2 separate regions of the Mus musculus genome follow, and region 1 is linked to region 2. A link is a loop called in an ENCODE intact Hi-C map of the cell type or tissue named here. Cell type or tissue: heart. All regions are shown on one strand. Links, peaks and the distances in the headings refer to the core of each region. The heading gives the core; the rest is flanking DNA. Region 1 holds the start of Platr5 (pluripotency associated transcript 5). Region 2 has its middle 94 kb from the start of Gm34331.

Region 1 (7,648 bases), core at 2,824-5,323, 440 kb after region 2:
GGCTCAGCAGTTAACCCTCCTGAGCCAATAGTCATCACTCCTGCTGGCCGGTAGCTCGCTTTCCAACAGCTCCTCTCTTAATTTCAAGAAAGTTGATAATTAAATGTTATGTAACTCTTTGACCATGTAAAGTTTGGGTTTTTTTTTTGTTTTGTTTTGCTTTTGTTTGTTTATTTTTTCCTGAGATATAAGTTTATCATGGGGGCGGGGGTGGGGGAGAGGGACACTGGCTCTTTGTGGTTAGTGTCAAATTACTGCCCACAGATTGGAACCACAGGAGTATTGGGGAAAGCTGATTTTAAAACAGGCAGGACTGAGAAACAGATAAGTTGCTATGATCTCCGGGCAGAAAATTAGGTTTGTAAGAAAATTTACAACTACTTCTTACAGGGGCTTAGGAAACAGGGACAAGATGAATCTCCCAAGGAGGATGGAGAGAGTGAGACTGTAGCCGACAGCAGCCACGGGGTACTGGGTTCCTGAAAAGAAAGCTGGCGATGGATGGGAAGGACAGCAAGAGAAATAAGGAGCCAAGACCAAGTTCTCTGATCAAGGTTCAACTTTAATTCTTGAGTCTGAATTTTTAAAGGGGGGGAAATCCATCCCCCTCTTTGCCAGGATCTCCTTCCTGCTTTGTCAGCATCTCGTCAGGAAAGCAAGCTCAGCTGCTCAGCAGGTGGTGGCTTCTTGCAGGAAGCTGCAGATGTGGCAGGACAATAGACTTCACCTCGGTCAGAAGACTCCATCCTAGGGGAGATAACCAACTGTGGCAGACAAGGTCTGATTCAGCCCACACAAGGCTAAGGGAGGGCACAGTTCCTCCCTTTTTATTAAGAATTAGCTGGACTGGGGCATAAGATTTACTTTTCCATGGTTCAGCCTGGGAATTATGGTGGCTGGCGGCCATGCCTGGCTTAGGACTGAGCCTAGACTCTCTCTTACCCGTCTGGGAGAAAAGAAAAACATGGCTCCATGTTTATTTCCTCTTACCTCGGATCAGCACACACACCTTTGGCTCACAGGCTTTGCTCCAGACCAATTCCCTCTTCAGCTGGGTTTGGGGGTGGCCAAGACCTCCAGCGAGAAAGACATTATCTGTCAGCCCATCATGTTGTTTAGAGTCAGGGGAGGCTGCTAGGTTACTGTCTGAATTAGGGTTTCCACTGCTGTGAACAGACACCATGACCAAGGCAACTCCTAAAAAGAACATTTAATTGGGGCTGGCTTACAGGTTCAAAGGTTCAGTCCAGTATCATCAAGGCGGAAAGCATGGCAGCTTCCAAGCAGGCATGGTGCAGGAGGAGCTGAGAGTTCTACTACACCTTCATCCAAAGGAATCCAGGAGCCGACTGGATGCCATGTGGCTAGCAGGAGGGTTTCAAAGCCCACCCTCACAGTGACTCACTTCCTCCAATAAGGCCACACCTACTGCAACAAGACCACACCTCCCAATAGCACCACTCCCTGGGTTAAGCATATTCAAACCACCACAGTGACCCTCCAGGAGAACATCAAAATAGATACTTTATAAAGAGTTTGGGGGAGAACCTCACCCTTGCCGGCCCTGAAGGATACCTGCCAGGTTCTGAGAGGAATAGTCAAGTCACACAATTCACCTGGAAATAGAGTCTCTGGTGAGTTAGAGCCCAGCAGATGAACTGAAGGTGGAATTCTAGTCTGGCAAATCTGCAGGGCCGTGGGGGAAGGCATCAAGGTGTGCATTCTGCACAAGGCCTGGGATACTGATTAAGTCCCTAGAGCATCTCTGTGTGAATGAACGTTCCTGCCCAGCTTGCCAAGGCACGGCTGCTCATGCTGTCTGAGCTTAGGTTCTCTGTTGGGTATGTGTTTGTGTTGGGTTCTTGAGTAGCTATGGAAAGTGGGATGTGATTTTCTTCTTTAATAAACAATTTAAAAACAATTTCCAATTGTTTGTTTGGTTGGTTGGTTGGGTTTTTGTTGAGACAGAATCTCTTTATTATGTAGCTCTGGCTACCCCAGAACTCACTCTGTAGACCAGGATGGCCTCAAACTCACTTAGATGCCCTTACATCTGCCTCCCAAGTGCTGGCATTAAAGGTGTGTACTAACACACCTGACTAAATATTTCCAAGTGTAATTAAGGACATAATTTACTTTCTGATCCCCACTTGTTTTGCAAGGACTGTCTCTGCTCACCCACTTCCCCACTCACACACACACACACACACACACACACACACACACACACACACACACACACAGCTATATGATATCCATTTAAGGTCAGAGAATCAGCCCTGGATGTCATTTCTCAAGCACCATTCATCACACTTGTGAGACAGGGTCTCTTACTGGCCTGGAACCCACCAGGTGTTAGGCTTGCTGGCCAAGGAGGGTCCAGGATCAGCTTGTCTCTGCCTCTACAGTGTTAGGATTGCAAGCACAGGCCCCCACCCTGGCTTTTGCGTGAGCTCTAGGGCTGAAGACCAAGAAAACTTCTTTACCCCTAAGCCCTCTCCCCAGCACCCCCTAATTTCTGAAGGCTGATCCATCCTGGGCAAGTTTGGCCTTGCTGGGGTGTGTCTTGTGAAAATGAAGAAGCACCCAGGAGAAGCAGTTGGGAGCATCCTCACCGAATCTGTTGGTTTTTATTGCTCCCAGAAGTCTGACATCTTGTTATTGGTAAAACTCTCGAGATGGAAAAGTTATGGTTGCTATTAACAGCCATGAGCCATGACTGCAAGAGAGAGAGAGAGAGAGAGAGAGAGAGAGAGATTTCTCAGATGATTGTGGCTGTTCTTAGCCAGCTTAAGTTAAAGCAGAATTAAGAAATAAAACACTAAACCGGTATAATTCCTAAATGCTTACCCTTATACCCACGGATAAGTTCTCACCCCTCCTCATCCAAGAAGCCTCTCTTGGCAGCAGACAGAGACCATTGCATAAAGTCACAACTAGTCAAAATGCAGAGAACAACTAATCCATTGTGGGTAACCCCGAGCCGATGGCTACATCTACAGCATAACTCCTGTGCCTGCGGAACATTGTAGAAGAGGGGGCAGAAAGATTGTTAAGAACCAGAGGGCTAAGAATTCTGCAGGGGGGGGGATGACGACGACGACGATTATGTCTCCTAGAACTGATAGGGAAGCTTCACGCATGATACCTCAATAGTATGGCTGCCTAAACAAGACGTGAATAAGTATAGTGCCAACAGCCATACCAGCATAGAAAGGGGGCATGTTACAGGGCCCCACCCCTAGGTAAGTGCTACATGCAGCTAACGCCTGATAGAGAAGGGAAATTAGTTTTCCTCGGTGATGAGCCCCCAACTGGTTATCCAGTGTGATATGGTCAGTCCTAAAATCATATTCACACAACTGACATTGAATGAGCACAGCTGGATGAATTTATATATTTATGCACACACACACACACACACATCAGTAATATTTCAAGAAAAGGGCTATGAATTTGAGAGTGAAGAATGAGGATGGCTGAAGGAGGGATAAATTATGTAATTATATTTTAATTTTCAGAATAAAATAAGTTATTCAAAAACCAAGATGCTGGCCCTACTCATTGATTTAAATATAATCAGCCCCATTCTCTTCTACAGACTTGCAGAACAGCATTCAGCACTCTGTGCAGACCCCCCTCCCCCTCCCACGGATGCAGATGGCCTCACAGAGCCGGTGCTAACCCTAACCCGGCAGATGCAGCACTCTGCCAGTCCTCAAGACTTATTGAGATTTATTGAAATGTTATTTACACTGTGGAAGTTCAGTTCACTTCCCCTCCGCCCCGCAATTACTGTGAGCCCCTCTGCATTTAGAAGTCAGGAGAGCCCCCCTGTGGATATTCTGACAACTGTAATTTGCTATTCATATAAAGCCAGAAAAACAAAAACAAAAAAACCCAACCCAGGCCACTGACTTTTACATCTGCTTTGTGTGCATGATGGCTGAGCTTGATCTTGTGAGACAAGGACTTTGAGTGTCCATTGCCAGGTGCAAAATGAATGTGATTACAGGCTGGAACACGGCATCACCAGAAGCAGGGGCAAGTCACAGCCAGTTCCATGTTCTGTAACAAGGAGGGACAGCTCAACAGAAGCAACTCTGTTTGGAGACCTTCCAGAAGGAGGGCTCCGTTATCACAGGGGTCTCAATCCCATGAACTTCCCCGAAGCCACACTCTAAATTTAACCAAACCAGAACAAGTTAAAAATCTCTTCTAAAAGAAAAAAAAAGCTGTTTTTTTTTCTTTTTGCTTGTTTTTGGTAAATTATAACATGTATATGTCAATTGTGTCTCCCCTCTTATATACTGTGCTAGCCAGTCAATTGGTCATCTCAGTCAGACAATCTGCATTGGTATAGTGTTGCACATCAGCAGGATAAGAGAGGTCTTTTGATGGTTTAATATTAAGTATCTAAGATGTTATGCATCTGATACAAGCACTCACTGTATCCTTTGTAAGGAACTTGTGCGTCTGTAGCCTGCAGAACCCCAGGAAGCAAGCCTTCATAGGATATCAAGGGGATATCCCCAAAACCTGCGATGCTTGCTGGCCACTCTCTGACGGTCTCATTATTACTTCTGACATCATGGTACCAAGTGCCCTGGGATTTCCCACGGTCCCTCTGCATTACTGAGCTGCAGAGTCTAAGAGTCCGGACCCTACGCCGAGCCTCCCAATCTTTGCTTCCCGAGCCCAGGCCTGCTGCCCTGTCTGCACAAACACCTTGTGCTCTTCCTGTCACACTCTGGTGGGTGCTCAGTCATCCATGGGCCTGCTCATGGGATCACTCACCAAGGCCTGTCATCCCTTTCTTGAAACTTAACCAGCTCTCCCCACTCCCTTCCAGCCTATAGCTCTCTACACTGTGGCAACCTGCTGCCACTGGGTACTCTGAACACTGCCAGGGCTTAGTCTGTGCAACTAGGAACTTATTCCCTGCCTCAATCCCTCCCTCCAGGCTGTTGCCATGCCTATGTCACATTTAACAGTAGCAAAATTACACTTATAAATGAAGTAGCAGCAAAAGTAATTTGCCGGTTGGGGGGTCACTACAACAGGAGGAACTGTATTAAAGGGTTGCGGCATTAGGAAGGCTGAGAGCCATCGTCTCCTGAAACCCCACAGGGTCCTCAGCACTTCTGCCCCGTGTTCTCATGCTGGCCCCTGACCTTGCACTCAGGGATGTCCTGCATCCTTCCTGGGAAATCTGCCTTTCCCTCAAGGCACCCATAATGCATTCTGCTCTCTCTTTTCCCGTGCCTCTGTGCCAGACCAGCTTTAGGAGTTAACCTCCTGCTGGTCCTGAGCTGGGGGACAGGGCTATCACTATCTGCCTTTGTAATAAAGTACAGCCAGGAGTGACATGGACTGCGTTTCTCTGAATGTGCGCCTTTGACCAGGAGCAGACATAGCCAGGAGGAAGTGTTTGCATCCTGGGGTCCGTATGGTTATTATGTGAGCATCTGCACTGCAGATACTCAGCCACTCCTTTTGTGGACTCTGCTGACTCACCGTAGGTGTCTGTGTCAATCAGATAAACACCAGGGAAACAGGTTCTCTCTCTAAGAAAGCTACAACTAAAATCCAGGTACAATGGGAAGGGAGCCACTGTTTCTCTCACGGCTGGAAACCCTGTGCAGCCAGGGATTCGCATGAAGTTTCTGGAGGCCAGCGTATTAGCTACTCTTCTGTTACAAAACACCACGAGCAAAGCACCTTCTAGAAGAAAGAGTTTACGTGGGCTTATGACTGCAGAGGAATAAGAGCAGCAGGCATGGAGGCCTCAGCAGGAAGCCGAGAGCTGAGAGCTCACATCTTGAAGCCATATCATGGGGTATAGAGAACAAACTGAAAGTGATTTACATCTTTAATTTCTCAAAGCCCGCCTCCAGTGATGGACTTCCTCCAGCAAGGCTGCATTTCCTGAACCTCCCCAGACAGTGCCACCTGCTGGAGACCAAGTTTTCAAGCATCTGAGCCTATGGAGGGTATTTGTCACTCAAAGCAATTCAGCAAGGCTGGATAGGTAGCAGGTAGAAGCATGGCTTCTGGGTACTGCAGAACAGAGCCAATCAGATACAATGCCTCCCACCAGAGTGTCTATGATTAAAAAGTATTGTCAAGCGAGTGGAGACACAGGAAGTTATGCACACTGCTGGAGCAGATGGGGAAATGGCACAGATGTGTGGGAAACAATTTAGCCATTTCTTCCTTATTGGCATATATATATGTGTGGTATTTGCAAGTGTGTGGTGTGTGTGTATGTGCATTCATATGGAAGCCTGAAGTGGATGTTAGATTTCTTCATTGGTCACTCTATTTTATTCATTGAGGCAAGGTCACTTACTGAACCCAGAGCACAGTGATCCTGTGTAGTCTAACTGTTCAGCTAACCCGAGGAGACCCATCTCTGCCTCCCAATAGCATCACTAACCTGCATGGATTTCCAGTCCTCAGGCTTGCACAGCAAGCAGCTACACACTGAGCCACCTTCTCAGTCCTTGCCATGTCTTTAAAGAGCAAACACATCCCATCGGACCCAGTTGTTCTATTCTGGGTACTTACCCAAGAGCAATAAAGCACATGTCTGTACAAAGGCCTGCGCTCAGCATTCACCCAGACTTCTCTATGAAACCCAAATTGAAATAAGTGAATATCCATCATCAGGGGAGTTTACAGAGGAGGGCTAGCTATGAGACAGAACATTCCTTGTCAGCGCAGAGGGAAAAACTACTAGCTGTGTGTGATAGAGATGCTTCTCAAATATTTATTGAGAATACACCAAAAAAAAAAAGGCCACTGAGAGTTATCGGGTCCCCAGTAACCAAAGAAGATTACGTTACAGAGTAAAACAGAAAACAGAGGGGAGTGGCCATGGCCACTCCCTCATCCTAAGCCACACCCCAACCACCTGAAGCCATCTCATTAGGCCCCGCCTCCTGAAGCTGCTTCCCTGCGTTGCTGCGAGGGGGACCAAGCTTCCATCCCAGCAGTCCAGGGCATGGGTGAAAGGATTACCTCATGGGAGGTTTTGCAACAAAATGTCACGTGGGATTACAAAATATCCATGGGTTTTCTTTGTATCAGAACGCTTATCAGCTACAAGTATTTGGAACATTCTGGGTAACACTACGATTAAATCAGTTCCCAGTGAAGCAGGCTTCTCTCCTCATCATGAAGGACTGTGTCACCTGCTAATGGTTACATGGCCCCCTGGCCTGGGGTGGGGAAGGGGTTGGAGGGCGGCCACTGGAAGTCTACCCAGGAGGGCAGACTTATTTCGCACGATGCGTTAAAATCGTATAAATGATTTGTGTGTGAGACAGAAAGATAGAGAATACATAGGAACATCAGAGGACGACTTGCCCGGGTTGATTCTGTCCCGCTAGCACATGGGACAGAACTCTGGTCATTAAGCCTGGTAGCAGGTACCTTTACCTGATGAGCCACCATCCCTACCCCTACTGCTCTTACGGCCTCCTATGGCCTCAGCCTTCTGTGTTATGTACAGAAAGGGTAAGCTAAACAAATAAGATGCTGAGTCCAGAAAAAACTCAAAAAAATCCGTTCATAGGGTCATACCTCCTGCCCCACACCAAGCTTCTGTCTGCGTCTAACGTGTTTCTATGCCTGGCTTCCTTCC
Region 2 (7,648 bases), core at 3,289-5,788:
GGGGCTATGGCCGCTCGGCACTCCTTTGTGGCTTGCTCATAGATTAGCTGTTCTATTAGAGGCGCAGCTTGCTCTGACTCTCCAAAAATACGCTCTGCTGCCTCTGTCATTCTGGCCACAAAATCTGAGAAGGATTCCTGAGGTCCCTGGATTATCTTTGTTAACTGACCAGTGGTTTCACCTGCTCGAGAGAGCGCCTTCCAGGCCCTAATAGCCGTGGAAGAAATCTGGGCATAAGCTCCCCAATGGTAGTTTGTCTGATCAGCAGAATAAGCTCCCTGACCCGTTAACAAGTCAAAAGTCCAATCTCTCTGCTCTGGATTCAAAGCAGCTGCGTTTGCTCGGGCCTGCGCTTGTGCAGCTTCGTGCCAAAGCGCTCTCCATTCCATATATTTGCCCATACTAGGGAGAGCGGCTTTTACAACCGTTTGCCAGTCAGCAGGAGTTAGTGCCATGCCAGCGAGCCTGTCTAACTGCACCAAGGTAAAATTAGCATTGGTTCCGTATTTACGAACCGACTCGGCAATTTCCTTAATTTGTAAGTATTCTACCGGAGCGTGGACACGCCCACCCTCGGCTCCTTCAAAGACCGGAAATGCCTGTTGTATTTTCCTTTGTTCCTCTCTGGGAATGAATGAGTCTGCGCACTGCCTCTCTGCGCACTGCCTCTCTGCGCATTGCTGACGCACTACGCAGGGCGGGGACTCCGCATAGGGCGGACCTTGAAGCCGACTGCCCTGAGGCCAATCAGCAAACTGGCCTTCGCCAGCCGCTTTTGGCTTTTTTCTTGACCAATTAGCTGGCTGGTAATGGGCTGCTTCTTCCTCCCAGTCTGTTTCCTCAGAGGAGGATTCTTCACCTGCTTCAGAGCTACTAAGAGCTGGCTTCCCGAGCCCATCCAGCGATGAGCACAGGCTCCTTTTCCTAGAGACCTCCGCTAATTGATCTTTCTTCTTTTCCCTTTTTCCTCTTTTTCTTCTAATCTCTCTCCAGGTATTCCTACCTAACCTTAACTTTTCCTCGGGTTCAAGACCCTTGGAAAGGCCTGTATACTTATTTTGTGTACCATATTTCCTCTTTGTTCCTACTCTCTCTCCCCGCTTTACTTCTGATAGCTTGTCCTGAATTTCCTCTAGAATCCGCCCTATCTTAACCACTTGATAACATGTGAAAAGGAACAAAAGGGCTCCTAACACCAGAAAAAATTCAAGGCCAAACATATTCCACTTTACTTCTGATAGACTGTCTTGAATTTCGTTAGAAAGTTCAAGATCAGACTTACCTCGTAAAGCTGTACTCACTGGTACTCTCGTTCCCCAGCTGAAAAGTTCTGAATTCATACAGTTGAATCCTTCTTAACAGTCTGCTTTACGGGAACCTTTATTACCGCGACCCGCAGTTCTGGTTCTGGAATGAGGGATCTTCCTTGCGCCAGTCCCGAGTTTTTTCTCGTCCCGGAATTCGGCACCAATTGTTATTAGACGCGTTCTCACGACCGGCCAGGAAGAACACCACAGACCAGAATCTTCTGCGGCAAAGCTTTATTTCTTACATCTTCAGGAGCCAGGAGTGCAAGAAGCAAGAGAGCAAGAAGCAAGAGAGAGCGAGAAGCAAGAGAGAGCGAGAAGCAAGAGAGAGAGAAAACGAAACCCCGTCCCTTTTTAAGGAGAATTCTCCTTCGCCTCGGACGTGTCACTCCCTGATTGGCTGCAGCCCATCGGCCGAGTTGACGTCACGGGGAAGGCAGAGCACAAGTAGTCATAAGATACCCTTGGCACATGCGCAGATTATTTGTTTACCACTTAGAACACAGCTGTCAGCGCCATCTTGTAACGGCGAATGTGGGCGCGGCTCCCAACAACTGGACAGATGGTGGTGGTGTGCCCATCAAGGACAAGAGTCATCTTAACTATACGTTTACACTCAAGTCAGAGTCAAGAGACGGGAGCTCAGCTGATAGGAGCACTTGTTGCTCTGTCAGAGGGTGTAGGTTCCGTTCCCTGCACCCACATGCTGGCTCGCTGCCCTCTGTGTGTCCAGTTCCAAGCATCAAATTTCCTCTTCTGATGCCTCTGAGGGCAGCAGGCACACGTGAGTTCACACATGTACATGCATCCAAACACATGAAAAGAAAAGAAATACAATTTTAAATGGAGACAAAGGTTGCATATGCCAAGTGTAATGGCACACACCTTTAATCCTGGCACTAAGGACACAGAGGCAGTTGGATCTCTGTGAGCTCCAGGCCAGCCTGGTCTACTTAAGACTCTATCTCAAAAAAAGAAAGAAGAAAATAAAACCTCTGAAAATAGGGTTTCTTAGGAAGGTGTACCTATACCCCAAACACCCTTTTGCATGCTATGGAATAGTTAGAACAGAAGTGCACTGAGCCCTAGATTTCTCTGCTTTTCTTGGACAGAGCCAACATTTCTTAGTAAAGATTAAACAATGGCCAAGAAATATTCATTGATTTAAGTTGCCAGCTGTAGATAATCTCTTTCTGGGAGGCAAGTTCCTCCTGCGGTTGGCACCAGGGGCAATCCCAAGCATGGGATTCCCGGGGACATTTTCATTCTCTGGGCCCCTTTGTTTCCAGAGGCTGATGTATGAGGGAAAGTTACAATGGAATCTTGGGGAAATTTCAATTCTTTGGGGCAGTTTGCCTCAGTAGCCCCAGAAGGTCAAAGAGGCAGCCGAAGTGTCCTTGGTTCCTCCGGGAAAGGGACAGGAGTTTCCTGGAAGCTGCCCTGAGGATTCTTGAACTCAGCTCAGGCCCTTCCACCATGCCTGCTTCTTGGGCCCCCCTCTCTTGATCTTGGTGTTGTTAGCTGGCCATCTTTGTCCTCCCTGTAGCCAAGTCAGGGAACTCCCTCTAGAGCTCCCTCCCAGATCGCCAGCTTAATATTATGAATGTTTTCCCCAACCCTTCTATAAACTAGAATGCCATCTACTGGGGCCACTTACACAAGTTTTCTATTTATAAAACTCAATTGTAATAGTTCCCTAATGTCCATGCCTGAGGCAACAAACGCCACAAAGAGATAACAACCCATACTGTTCTCTCTCTCTCTCTCTCTCTCTCTCTCTCTCTAGATAGTTATAACACACTGTTGTTTGAAAAGATAAAATGGCTAACAAACCAATAAACCATTTTTAAAAATATCTTCATAACATCCAAAAGAGAGCAATATATGAAAAGCTGTTATTCTAAATGACTGCAAATTGCCAATGTAGCCGTAAAATGCCTGCGCAGACTCAATGATGCCTACGCCTGAATGCCCCTTCCATGGGCCAGCGAATGGGCCACCAAGTGACAGCTTATGTAAGTCAGGCTCCTAGTAACCATATTTGCCTTTTCTTCATTTCAACAGAAACATCGCCTCTGTTGCTACTAATATGGTCCTTTCTGTGGACAAGAACAACAGTCAGGGTGGACTTCCTGACCCATTGAGGTTCTCAGGTAGTTTTGCATAATATCCATCTTCAAGAAACCCAAGTCAGCTAATACGGTCATTAAAATGGTCAATGAAAGTCTTAAATTATACCAGAAACCCACACATCAGATTTAACATGGCAAGAGGATTCCATAAAAGAGATTAGCATAAAATATACAAAGTGCTTCGATTTTATCATTTTATCATTGAAACTATTCCTGCTTGCATGCTTATCACTGTTCCTTAAAGCTACACTGACCTGGGTGTAGTGATGTTCATAGGAGATGCCATTGGGAGCCAGCCTGGGCTAATTAGTGAGTTTGAGGCCAGCACGGGCTGTATTATAAGACCCTGTCTCAAAAATCAAATCAGAACTAGGCAGCTGAGTCATGCTTTCTAGAGAAACAGCAACATCGGCTTCTGCTCTGCACATGTTCGGATGGCTCCCCAAGACTTACATACACAATCTCAAAGGGACACAAATGGGCCACTGAGGTCATTCAGCTGGTATAAAGATGCCTGCTGGTCTCAGGTGATCTGAGTTTGAGGCCCAGAACCTTCACTGTGGAAGGGGAGAAGCAACTCCTAAGAGTTGTGCTCTAAGCCCGGCAGGAGAACTTCCACATGGATGTATCCCGACAACAAAGAATGAAATATAATTAAAAACAAGCAAACCTTTACAGTGGCACAAACAGCTTTACATTGAAAAGTGCTTTTTAGACACCACAGGCGGCTGCCATGAGTGTCCTGTTCCTTTCTAGCACTTTCTGGACGCACTAATGAGAAATGGATGCTCTGTTTTGGTTTTGTTTTGTTTTGTTTTGTTTTAAAGGAGACTAGTAAGCAGATTATTTCGAATCTTCTCCTTTCCAAATGCTCCCAGCTCAACAGCCTGCAAGTCATATCAGCTCTGGGGTAAAGCCTGTGGCTTCAAGGCCACAGCCCTGTGGAGGAGTCCTTCCTTGAGTTCCGTGTAGTGGTGCTCACTGGAGCAGAGGTTTAGCATTAGAGCCACTCTGTGCCGGAGTCCATGTGGGCTGGCTTTGCCGTGTTTCATGGGAGGTGGCTATAATGAAACTGAGATTCTAAAGCTTGCTCTAGGGTGGGTTCCTTTTGTCTACGTCAAAGAGATCTAATTGGCAACATTGTTGAGACCGTTGGGGAGTTTTCCCTAGATGGGTAGATCCTGTCCTGGACCCAAATATGGGACTTCTAAGCCAGCAGGTGGCGCTAGCTTTCCAGCTAAACAGTGACTGACCACAGCAAGTCACTGCCTTGGCAAGCCCTGTTCAGACAGAGAAGACAGGACAGTGAGCTTGTTGAGAAGATGGAAGATTCTGGATGAGTGGTTGTGTGGGGGTGGGGGTGAGGGTGGGGTGGGGGTGGGGGTGGGGGTGGGGGGACGGGGTATTTACTATCTGGATATTGGCTCACATCTAAGTCAGCCCTGAGCAGCTGCCTGAGCCCCTGTTGAGCAACACAGCTGAGCATTTGTTGACCTCCAGTCTCCAAACCTGCACATCTCCAGGAAGGGATGCTGGAGAGATCTAGCTGGAGAATCCTAGTTTGACGCAGTTGCCCATAGTGGGCCTTCTGGGAGGTTTCTCCTGGAGATACAGAAGAAAACCGTTTTTAAAACGTCCACGTGGAGCTGGAAAGGTGGCTCAGCAGTTAAAAATACCTGTTTTTACAGAGGACCCACATGGGTTCAATTCCCAGGACCCACATGGTGGCTCACAACCATCTGTGACCCCAGTTCCAGGGGATCTGACTTCCTCTTTCACCTCAGCAGGTGGTACACAGACATACATACGGGTAAAACACTCATACACATAAAATAAACTAATAGTTGTTAATACTCCATATTGCTGGGGATACACAGATCAGTATAGCGTGCTTGCCTGGTATGCTCAAGGCTCTGGCTTTAATCTCTAGCATTGAAAAAAATTAACTGGAAAAACAGCTATTGAGAGCTAGATGCTAGATCTGGGTTTTGGAGTCCAAGTCAAAGGTTACTTACTCCAGAAGGCTCCAAGAAACTTCTGGAACAAGATGGCCCTCCAGTCACATGAAAGACCCTGGGTCCTGGGCCTGAGTCTCCCAGAACCGCCCACCTGCAGTTAAACTGTCAATATCATTGCTCTTGAGTTATGGAGTCATTATTAAGTAAAATAAGGGGTTACTAAAACAGCACTGTGCTACTATGACAACTGGTCTGGTACCCAAGACAACTAACTATTGGGTGATTAAAAGGTAGCCAGTGGTTGAAGCCACATCCTGTAAGAGATGAATTAGAGATGAGATCTCGTCACACAATTGAGAGGAACATACGACTGAAAACTTATGAAGTGTTTATTTCTAGAGTTTTCCATCGAATACTTTTGAACCTCAGCCAATCATGGCTTCACTGGAACCTCAGAAAGAGAAACTTCAGGAGCGTGGGAGGGTGTTGTACTGTGTCACCATATTTCACAAGTAAGGACGCGAAGTGTAAAGACTTGGATACATTGTCTGGGTAAAATTAGAAGTCAGAGGCAGCGCTATCCTACTAACAACCCAGCCATACCCTGAACTCTGGTAGGGAACGACCAGGAAATGGACAATAGCCACAAGAAGCCAGCAAGGACAAAGGCATTAGTTTCTGGGAGTAAAGGCTGGATTTGGAACTGACAGCCCAAGCTCCGTTAGCTCTTCCTAAAAGAAACCTCAGCCTGAGCTGCCCAGGGGACAGCTGGGCCATCTGCACTACAGGAGCCACCCAGCCAACCCTTCAGTTTGTGGCCCCTCCTCTTATCGGGTCTTTCCCAGAAGCATCATAGGAATTCTTTCCTCTCCATGGTCCCGCAGGTTGGGCTGGACCTTGCCGCGGAGGGATGGCCTGGCCACGTGACCACCCAGGAGTTAGTTTAATGTGTTTTAGGTGAGGCCGTGTCGAGTGTGCACTTCAGACTCCCCTTGTTCACCGCCCCCACAGCACGTGAGAACAAACATCACGAACATGGTGTGGAAAACTTATCCCTTTTCATATCGTAGTCCCACAGGTCAGTGCCAACCCCCGGAAGCCAGGGGCCAGCAGCTATGTGGTTGCCAAGCAGGAAGCCTTTTCTCAAATGTGTTTCTTATTGGCTGCCCACGTTTTTGTTTTTGTTTTTGTTTCTCCTTTTCCGGTGGTCCCGCCATCAGCAGAGGATGAGTCTCGTCCTTCACACCCTCCTACATTTTTACAGGTGTTATTATCTTAGGACTGCAGCTAGAGAGGTTCTATGCATTCAGGTTAGGCTTACCTGTGTAGTCCAGGCTCACCCTCCCTATTTTAAATTCTGTCAACTCAACCCTGCTCGCAAAACTCCTTTTGTCATGAAACATCACATATCCTTGGGTCTTGGGCACCATGGTGAGGACATTGGTGGGAGGTATTCTGCCTGCAGGGGGTTCAGGGGAAGAGTTGATGGAGCCTGGTGATAATTTAATGAATCTGTTATTTCTAAATGGATCAAGACCTGTAAAATATCTCCCCCATTATCTTCTAAATAGATTCCAGCTGTACGAGGAGACGGGTGGTGGGATGTGCTTTGCAGGGGTGGGGTTGGGGTGTAGAGTTGGACTGTAACTTTTCTGTCTTCTCTTTTGGATCATTGACTTACTTCTCAGGCAAGTTTCATTTGCTTAAAGCACTGTTTTATGAATGTCAACTTCTCCATGGAGACCCCTCCCCCTTTCCTCATCGTCAGCAGCTGCCCCTCCTCCAGCCGCCCACTCTCTCGCTGCTATTTGGAGTTGAAAGCTGTTCACTTTCATAAAACTCGACTTCTTGAGGTGTGTGTGGGTGCTGCTTGATTCCTGCATTGGAGACTGATTTTATTTAGAAATCACTTAAAGGATTCGTTAAAAAATGCAAATTCCTAGGCAGCTTAGGACCTCTGGAAATCTTGAAATGTCGCTTAGATAGCTGGGTGTGGTGGCACATACCTCTAGTCTCAACTTTTTTTTTAAGATTTTTTTATTTGTTATATGTAAGTACACTGTATCTATCTTTAGACACTCCAGAAGAGGGAGTCAGATCTCCTTATGGATGGTTGCGAGCCACCATGTGGTTGCTGGGATTTGAACTCAGGACCTTTGGAAGAGCAGTCGGGTGCTCTTTTTGGCTGAGCCATCTCACCAGCCCCTAGTCTCAACTTTTGAGAGGTGAGGCCCATGGATTCCTCATTAAT

Evidence for each region. A loop is a pair of places that touch in the nucleus more often than their neighbours do. Peaks named below come from ENCODE experiments on the same cell type or tissue, not always from the same donor. Only the 100,000 strongest peaks of a DNase experiment are listed, where the experiment ranks them.
Region 1: a loop joins it to region 2, with 6 times the contacts of the local background. A loop is called at or near these places in 34 of 42 quality-filtered maps.

Annotation. Positions count from the first base shown.
Region 1 is chr1:88,748,633-88,756,280 of GRCm38, reverse strand. It overlaps Platr5 (pluripotency associated transcript 5), which reads right to left and starts at 1,391. Exons shown (of 3, transcript NR_040493.1): 1 at 1,323-1,391; 2 at 991-1,197; 3 at 548-747. In heart, for the core only: a CTCF peak has its summit at 3,847; no DNase peak of the experiment used is centred there; H3K27me3 peaks cover 548 bases.
Region 2 is chr1:89,193,286-89,200,933 of GRCm38, reverse strand. No RefSeq gene overlaps it. Among named protein-coding and RNA genes, the nearest start is that of Gm34331, 94 kb to the right of the region's middle. In heart, for the core only: a CTCF peak has its summit at 4,649 (motif pointing right); a DNase peak (open chromatin) is centred at 4,683.